Linked DNA regions of Mus musculus: region 1 is linked to region 2. A link is a loop called in an ENCODE intact Hi-C map of the cell type or tissue named here. Cell type or tissue: heart. All regions are shown on one strand. Region 1 has its middle 8.0 kb from the start of Gm46943. Region 2 holds the start of D5Ertd605e (DNA segment, Chr 5, ERATO Doi 605, expressed).

Region 1 (4,000 bases), 510 kb after region 2:
GGCTGTCAATAGTGACATTTCAGGAGGATTTTTTTTTTTAATCTCTACATTTCTTAGAAATTCTCCAGAAGCCAAGCATCTTATAGGGACAGAATAAGTGCAAGACTCCCGTGAGTGCTTGCGAACACCTGCTCACCCTCTCTGGGCTGATTGCCTCTGCTTTGCACATCCTGATTGCCGCCTCTCAGATAGAAACTCAGACATGTTTGTGTTAATTCTGCATGTTATATTTGGTCTGAAGTATAGTTTGTATGGTGCACACCTTTAATCCCAGCACTTGGGAGGCAGAGGCAGGCAGATGCCTTGAAAAACCAACCCCCCCCCCAAAAAACAAAAGAATCCCCCCCAAAACAACAGCAACAACAACAACAACAAAACCAACCAAACAAACAACTTTGGAGGAATCTTCTTGTATGTTTTTTTGTTTTGTTGTTGTTGTTATTTTGCTTTATGTATGAGCACACTGTCACTGTCTTCAAGCACATAAGAAGAGGACATCAGATCAGATCCCATTACAGATCGTTGTAAGCCACCATGTGGTTGCTGGGAATTGAACTCAGGACCTCTGGAAGAGCAGCAATCAGTACTCTTAACCACTGAGCCATCTCTCCTGCCCCTCCTTGTATGTTTTGTCTCAGGGCCTTGGGGTTAGATATGCTGATCTCAAACTCACTGAAGCCATCAAACAGTCACAAGGATACACACAGGTGCCCTATGAGTCACCTTGTCACAACAGAAGGCCCGAGCTTCATGCACGCCTTGTACTAACCCGGTCAGTTTCTGACCACGTGTTTTCAGAGGAGCCATGAAATCTAATTGCCCATGTGATAGGTGACATCACATCTCTTTCCTCCAGTCACTTCTTCAAGCACATCTTCAGGGGAGCCCGTGCTTGTGTTGGGAATCTCACTCCCTCATGAATAAACTCTTTGTATAAAGTGTAAAGTGACATAATGCTGTGGACATAAGAGAGGACCTGGCAGGCCCATGCCAAGGTGTCCCCAGAGAAATCACACCACACCCAGGCCTGGTATAAAAGGAGGTTTGTTGTGGGAAGGGTGGGGAGTTGGAGGGGATAGAGAAGGACAAGAAAGAGAGGCCGGCTGAGAAACACAGTGTGTGTGTGTGTGTGTGTGTGTGTGTGTGTGTGAGAGAGAGAGAGAGAGAGAGAGAGAGAGAGAGAGAGAGAGAGAGAAGAGAGAGCTGGGGTGATGAGCAGTCCTCTTATGAGCTGCCACACCTGGGTTGCATCAGCATAGGTAGTAATGGCGGAGTAATGCAAGCTATTGTTAGGTAGCTCTTGGGGCAGAGCCTAGTGGAATTATCTGTAAGCCAATGTATGTATCTAGGGCACATCCTTGTAAAATCTAATTCTATTAAAGAGCCCTGACAGGTCAGTTTAGGATACCCTACACACACACACACACACACACACACACACACACACACACACACACACACACACACACATGAGAGAGAGAGAGAGAGAGAGAGAGACAGACAGACAGACAGACAGAGAGAGAATGCCCCCTCCTCGAGTCTCCCAAGTGAACCTTATTAGGCCAATGGAACTAGGATCCCAGTTCAGATATTTCCTCTTATTAATTTTCTATCCACTGATCACATCTGCCAGCTACCTCTATATCCACACTTGTCTGGTCGATCGATATTGCGACCCGAGTCCCATTGCATTGTGACCCAGAATAAAGCCAGCCTCTTCCTGGTTTGTCTTAGCAGTTACCCACACACTACTAGCAGAGGCTAAAAAAGAAAGAAGCTGAGGGAGGGGGGCTGCGTTCCTTCAATGGGGATGGGGTATGAACTAAAAAAAAAAATTAAAGATACATAATACCGCAAAGAACCTTGAATAGCCCAAATGATTTCAAGACATAAAGCTATCGGCTTTCCCCGGCATGACGGCAAGTCTGTAAACCCAGTATGAATCGCAGGCTAGACAATGTCAGTGATTCAGATACTTCTTTCATGAAGGAGACTGCATCCAGAGGGAGGATGAAGCAGGGTCAACTTTATTTTTCTTGTGCTTTCTGGCCATCTTACAACTCCACCGGGGCTGCGCTTCAGCAGGCCACCACCAGGAGACGCTGTGGTTCACCAAAGCCAGTCCCCTCTAGCTACTTCGCAGAGGAAAAGAGATTGATTTGAGAATGGTTTAGTCTCAGGGTCTCATCCTTGTAATGTTCCATGTCTTAATCATTGCCAGAAACCCAGCGGTCTTCTTCGAGGAGGATGGCACGCTGCTCTGCTGTCCAGCCGCGTGGGTACACACCCTGCCTGCCTGCCTGCCTGCTTTATTTCTGCCCCTTGTCTCTCCAAGCTTCAAAGTTACTCATACCTTCCTGTGCCGATAACATCGGGGATGGGTGTGGGTGGACAGGTCCATTTCTGCAGTTTTTAGTGACTAATTGAGACTCCACACTATGCCAGGGAGAGAGAGGGGCTATTTGTGTTTTTCTCAGGAAACTTCAACCTCTAGGTGGGAAAGGATTGGTTTCCTGGAAGAATGCTTCTAGAACAACCATCCTCATAAGAAACAAAACAAACTTTTTATCTGTGTACTTCCTGTTTCCTCAGTTTAAAGTATTCCCTCCGTTGGCCAGTCTCTGTGAAAGAAGTTCAAAGGCTCAGACTTCTCCCAGCTCTGGGCAATGGGGGTCATTTTCTGTGACCACGACATTTTTCTTTAGTTGGGCATTGCGTGGTTCTCTTCAGCCTTCTTGGATCATCGCAAGATCATAATTCTGAAATCCTATTCAACTAATTCCTGCTAAATGCTGTTATGTGGGTCCCATTTCAATGTGTTTATAATGGAATTCACATGTTTTCAGGGGAGAAACCATGCCCTGTTCACATGTCATTAGTAGGCAAAGGCACATAGTGGTCACCACTATCACACAGCGGGACTCTTTTTTTTTTTTTTTTTTTTTTTTTTGAGACAGGGTTTCTCTGTGTAGCCCTGGTTGTCCTGGAACTCACTCTGTAGACCAGGCTGGCCTCGAACTCAAGAGATCCTCCTGCCTCTGCCTCCCAAGTGCTGGGATTAAAGGCGTGCGCCACCACGCCCGGCCAGTGGGACTCTTTAATTAGTTAAAGTTTGCAAAAGTGAATACTTACTCAGAAATCCACCTGCCTCTGCCTCCCAAGTGCTGGGATTAAAGGCATATGGCACCACTGCCCGGCCACCTTTATATTTACAATAAGCCTTAATCAACACAAGAGCTGGGCAGGTATCTGTCCTCTATGCTATTATAGATATTTTCCAGCCAACAATCCCATTATATATTTTGCCATGTTCCATCTGGGCTGATCTTAACTTCAATTAACTCTTTCTCTTCTTTTCTCCTCTTTTCTTTCCTTCTTCTTCTTCTTCTTCTTCTTCTTCTTCTTCTTCTTCTTCTTCTTCTTCTTCTTCTTCTTCTTCTTCTTCTTTTTAAAGTAGACTGAGCTGAAAGAGAAAATCAACCACACTAAGCTAAGTCTAGTTTTTATTTTTAGGCTAGCTTAGTTTTATTTTTTATTTTTTTTTGTGTGTATTAGTTTTTGGCCATTATTTTATGGTTTTTTTTGTTTTGTTTTGTTTTGTTTTGTTTTTTGTTTGTTTGTTTTTTTGAGACAGGGTTTCTCTGTATAGCCCTGGCTGTCCTGGAACTCACTCTTTAGACCAGACTGGCCTCGAACTCAGAAATCTGCCTGCCTCTGCCTCCCAAGTGCTGGGATTAAAGGCGTGGGCCACCACTGCCCTGCTATTTTAAGATTCTTACCTCCTGGCACTGGCTCCTCCTCTCTTCACCTTCTTCTTTTCCCACTTTATGGTTCTCCTCCAACCCCAAGCCTGGGGAACCCCAAACCCCACCTATGTCTCTTCTGCCAAGCTATTGGCTGTCAACATCTTTATTCACCAATCAGGGATAACTTGGGATGGGGACAAGGTTGCATAGCATGACCTGGGTCTGTGTGCTGTCTCTGGGAGCAACCAGTATTT
Region 2 (4,000 bases):
AAGTGAGCTCCAGGACAGCCAGAGCTATAAAGAGAAATCCTGTCTCGGAAAAAAAAAAAAAAAAAGAAAGAAAAAGAAAAAAAGAAAAAAAAGATACTTGGAAACAAAGAAACAAACAAAAAGAGATGTTTGGGACTATGCTAGGCAGTGGTGTTGGATATCTATCATTCTCTTAATCTCAGCCCTCCAGGGGCAGAGACAGGTAGAGCTCTGCTCTACAGAGTTCCAGGAAAGCCAGGGCTACACAGAGAAACCCTGTTTGAAGAGAGATAGAGGAAAAAAAAGATGCTTGGAAACATATTAATAACTCAGACATGATAATCAAGTTGGTTTTAGCCCATGGATGGTTCATCATGACAATAAGCATAATATAAAACACATTAAAAATCAGGGATAAAAGTTACTTGAAATCATATTATCTCAGTGGATGTTCAAAAAACCTTGATATTTATTGCTTAACATTCCTTCATTATAAAAGCCCTGAAAACCTCAGTAAGGAGGCTCTTGTCTCTTGTCTTACTTAGGTTTCTATTGCTGTGATAAATACGGTAACCAAAAACAACTTGAGAAGGAAAGGGTTTATTTCGTCTTACAGGGTGTTATTATCCAGAGAAGTCAGGACAGAAACTCAAAGCAAGACCCTGGTCACAAGACAAGGGAGTAGGCTCAGACAAGAATTTGGCCTTGGGCTAGGACAAGGCTCAAGATGAATACAGCTGGGGAATGTACAGTATTCCTCGTAATGCCTCAGCCTCATAAACCCCTAGACACAGTGACCACGTGGCTCTGTTTATTGCCTTGTTTATTCCTTGACTAGACTACTTTGCCTTTGATCTAGAACTAACCCTACTCTTTGCATATACCTAGAGTGGTATAATCAGACTGGGGGGCGGGGAAGCCCTGGTTAGGCCCTGGCTGGGGTCATGTTATAATGTTGTCTAATAGTCTTTTTTTTTTTTAATCCTTACTCCCTCCCTCAAGACCCTGTTGACTGACTGGGCTGGCTTGGTCAGGTATTTCAAATTTTAGGCAAAGCAAATTCGGCATGAGAACACAATAAGGATACGGACAGGAAAGGGAGGACAAGTCACCCCTGTTGCAGAAGGCATGACTCTATACTTAGCAGACCCTAAGGACTCCACCAGAGGACTGTAGAGTTGATAACTCTGGTGAAGCAGCAGTATTCAGAAATCAACATCTTTCACACACCAGTAATGAGTTTATGGAGAACTAGATCAAGAAAACAACCCCATTCACAATACCAGGAAAAAGCCAGACATGCAGGGGTAGCTCAGTGGTAAAGCAGTTGTCCACTGTGTACAAAGCCCTGGGTTCCATCCCTAATGAAACCAAAAGAAAACACTTAGGAGTCAACTCAACAAAAAGCCTTTGGTAGTACCTCCCTCACACCTTCAATCCCAGCACTGGGGATGCAGAGGCAGGTGGATCTCTGTGAGTTTGAGGCCAGCCTGATCTACAAACAGAGTTCCTGGCCAGCCAGGGCAACAGAGGGGAAACCTGTCTCAGATAACAACAAGAATAACAACAGCAACTTAACCAAAGAGGTGAAACTTAGCATTGAAGAATTAAAGAGCAAAATTAAAGATGACATTAGAAGATGGAAACACCTACTTTGTTCATGGATCAGATGGAATGGCTATACTTATAGGGAAAAAAATCCTAAAATTTTTATGGACTCCAAATTGTCAAAATAACAGAAAGAAGAAATACCTGACTTCATACACACTACAGAACCACACTAACAAAACTCGCCTGGTTTATGCAGAAAGCAAACATATGTATGAATGGAACAGAACATCCCTAAGAGAAGACATATACCAACAGGCCCAGCTCTCTGATTCTTGTTAAAAGTGTCCATGCCCAAAACAGATGTTGTATAAAACTTCAACAAATGGGGTTGGGGAAATAGGGTGTTCACTTGGACAAGGGATCTAGATAATCTGTCTGTCTCTCTCCTAAGTCAACTCAAAATGGATGAAATGCTTCCTGTGGTTTGTATATCAAATGCTCCCACCTCAGCAACTCCCTACACACACACACACACACACACACACACACACACACACACACACACACACAATGAGTTCCTGTGGTTTGTATATCAAATGCTCCCACCTCAGCAACTCCCTACACACACACACACACACACACACACACACACACACACACACACACACACAAAATGAGTTAGGCTCATGTGTTTCCACTCTGCCTCCAGCTGGTGGCGCTGTTATGACTCTTGGAGGAGGTGCAGCCTTGCTGGACAAAGTGGCTCCCAAGGAGCCAACTTTGAGGTCTTATAGCCCAGCCCCATTTCCTGTTCTCGGCTTCCTGACTGCTGATGAATGTAACTAGCTGCCTCACGATCCCTCACGATCCTTCCTGCGGGCTCCTTTCCCTGCCATGGCATGGCCCCTCTTAAACTGTAAGTCATAGAACCCTTGCTACTGTAAATCACTTCTGGTCAGGTATTTAGGCACAGCAATGAGAAAATAGCAAATTAAATACCCTTTAAAACAGTGTTGCATGCATGCATGCATGTGCATGTGAAGACCTGAGGTTGATGTTGAGAATTTTGCTGTTTCTCCTTACCCTATTCGCTGAGGCAGGACTGCTCAGTCAACCCTAGAGCTCTGTGATACGTCTTGTCTCACTAGGCAGCTTGCTCATTTCCCATTTCGTCAGGATTGACATGCTAGATTACTGCATTAGAAGTTCTAACCGACTCATCACACCGACTGCTGTTAAACACAGGGACAGCAGATGCCCAGGGCATACAGTTCATGGTTTTATTTGTCTTAAACTCTTAGTGTCAGCTGTGCTTATTACAATTCCATAATTCTATTAAATCGCATAACAGTGGCATTTAAAAAAAATCTTAAATTTTGAAAGTATTAGAACAAAATGGGAAACTCACTAAGCTGTAGGTCCAAGCAGCAATTTCATAAACAGAACTCCAATAGCTCAGGAAATAAAAGGAAGAATTTATAAATGGAACAAAATAAAAAAGTTCCTCCTATATACATACAGGAATAAGTGAATAAATGAATCTTTTTATCAATTTTTTTTGTTTTGTTTTTTGTTTTTTGTTTTTCGAGACAGGGTTTGTGTAGCCCTGGCTGTCCTGGAACTCATTCTGTAGACCAGGCTGGCCTCAAACTCAGAAATCCGCCTGCCTCTGCCTCCCAAGTGCTGGGATTAAAGGCGTGCGCCTCCACGCCTGGCTCAGATGAAAGGTTTTCAACATTTCAGCAACACATACACCGTGTCTTGGAAATGACTGATACAACTTGTGCTAAATAGGATTCAACTTATAGTTTACTGATTTTTGAATATACCACGTGTGTGTAGGTGTCCCTGGAAGCTGGAAGAGCCTGTCAGATCCCCTGGAGCTGGTTTTAGGCAGTTGTGAGCTGCCTGACATGGGTGCAGAGAACTTTAATGCAGGTTCCCGGCGAGAGCAGCCACAGTTGAAACTGCTGAGCCATATCTCTAGCCTCTAGCTTATTACTTAGAACAAACAAACAAACAACAAATAAACACGGGCATTAAACGTCATGGATTGCTTTTTTCTGAAACCATTGGAGCCTTCTCTTATGCTGTTAATGTGATGGTTGGTACTGATTTTCAACTGTCAAGTCATGCTTACATTCCTGGGGTACACTCATCTTTCATTGTGTTTTATTCAATTTTATAGTCATTTACTTTTCCATTTATATCTAAACAATATAGTAAAACAGACTTTGGTGGTATAGCCAGGGCTAGGCTAGAAACTCACTGGTCAGTCTAGGCTGACCTCAAGTCAGAGCTCCTTCTTATTGAACTCCTAGGTGCTGGATTTCAGACAGGAGCTCCTATTCCTTGGTCAAAATTCATTCATTCTGTTAGATTTTTTTCAATGAATAAGTTCTATTAACTTGGTGTTTATTGACTATTGGTTCTGTGTATTAGTAATATCTGGGTTACATATATTTTTCCC

What was found. Peaks named below come from ENCODE experiments on the same cell type or tissue, not always from the same donor. Only the 100,000 strongest peaks of a DNase experiment are listed, where the experiment ranks them.
Region 1: it touches region 2 in a loop (2.3-fold over the local background); 1 of 42 quality-filtered maps calls a loop at or near these places.

What each region holds. Positions count from the first base shown.
Region 1 is chr5:147,924,038-147,928,037 of GRCm38, forward strand. No RefSeq gene overlaps it. Among named protein-coding and RNA genes, the nearest start is that of Gm46943, 8.0 kb to the left of the region's middle. In heart, a CTCF peak has its summit at 2,092; no DNase peak of the experiment used is centred here.
Region 2 is chr5:147,416,256-147,420,255 of GRCm38, forward strand. D5Ertd605e (DNA segment, Chr 5, ERATO Doi 605, expressed) reads left to right here and starts at 2,365. Exons shown (of 3, transcript NR_033625.2): 1 at 2,365-2,446. In heart, a CTCF peak has its summit at 2,268 (motif pointing right); a DNase peak (open chromatin) is centred at 2,326; H3K4me3 peaks cover 182 bases.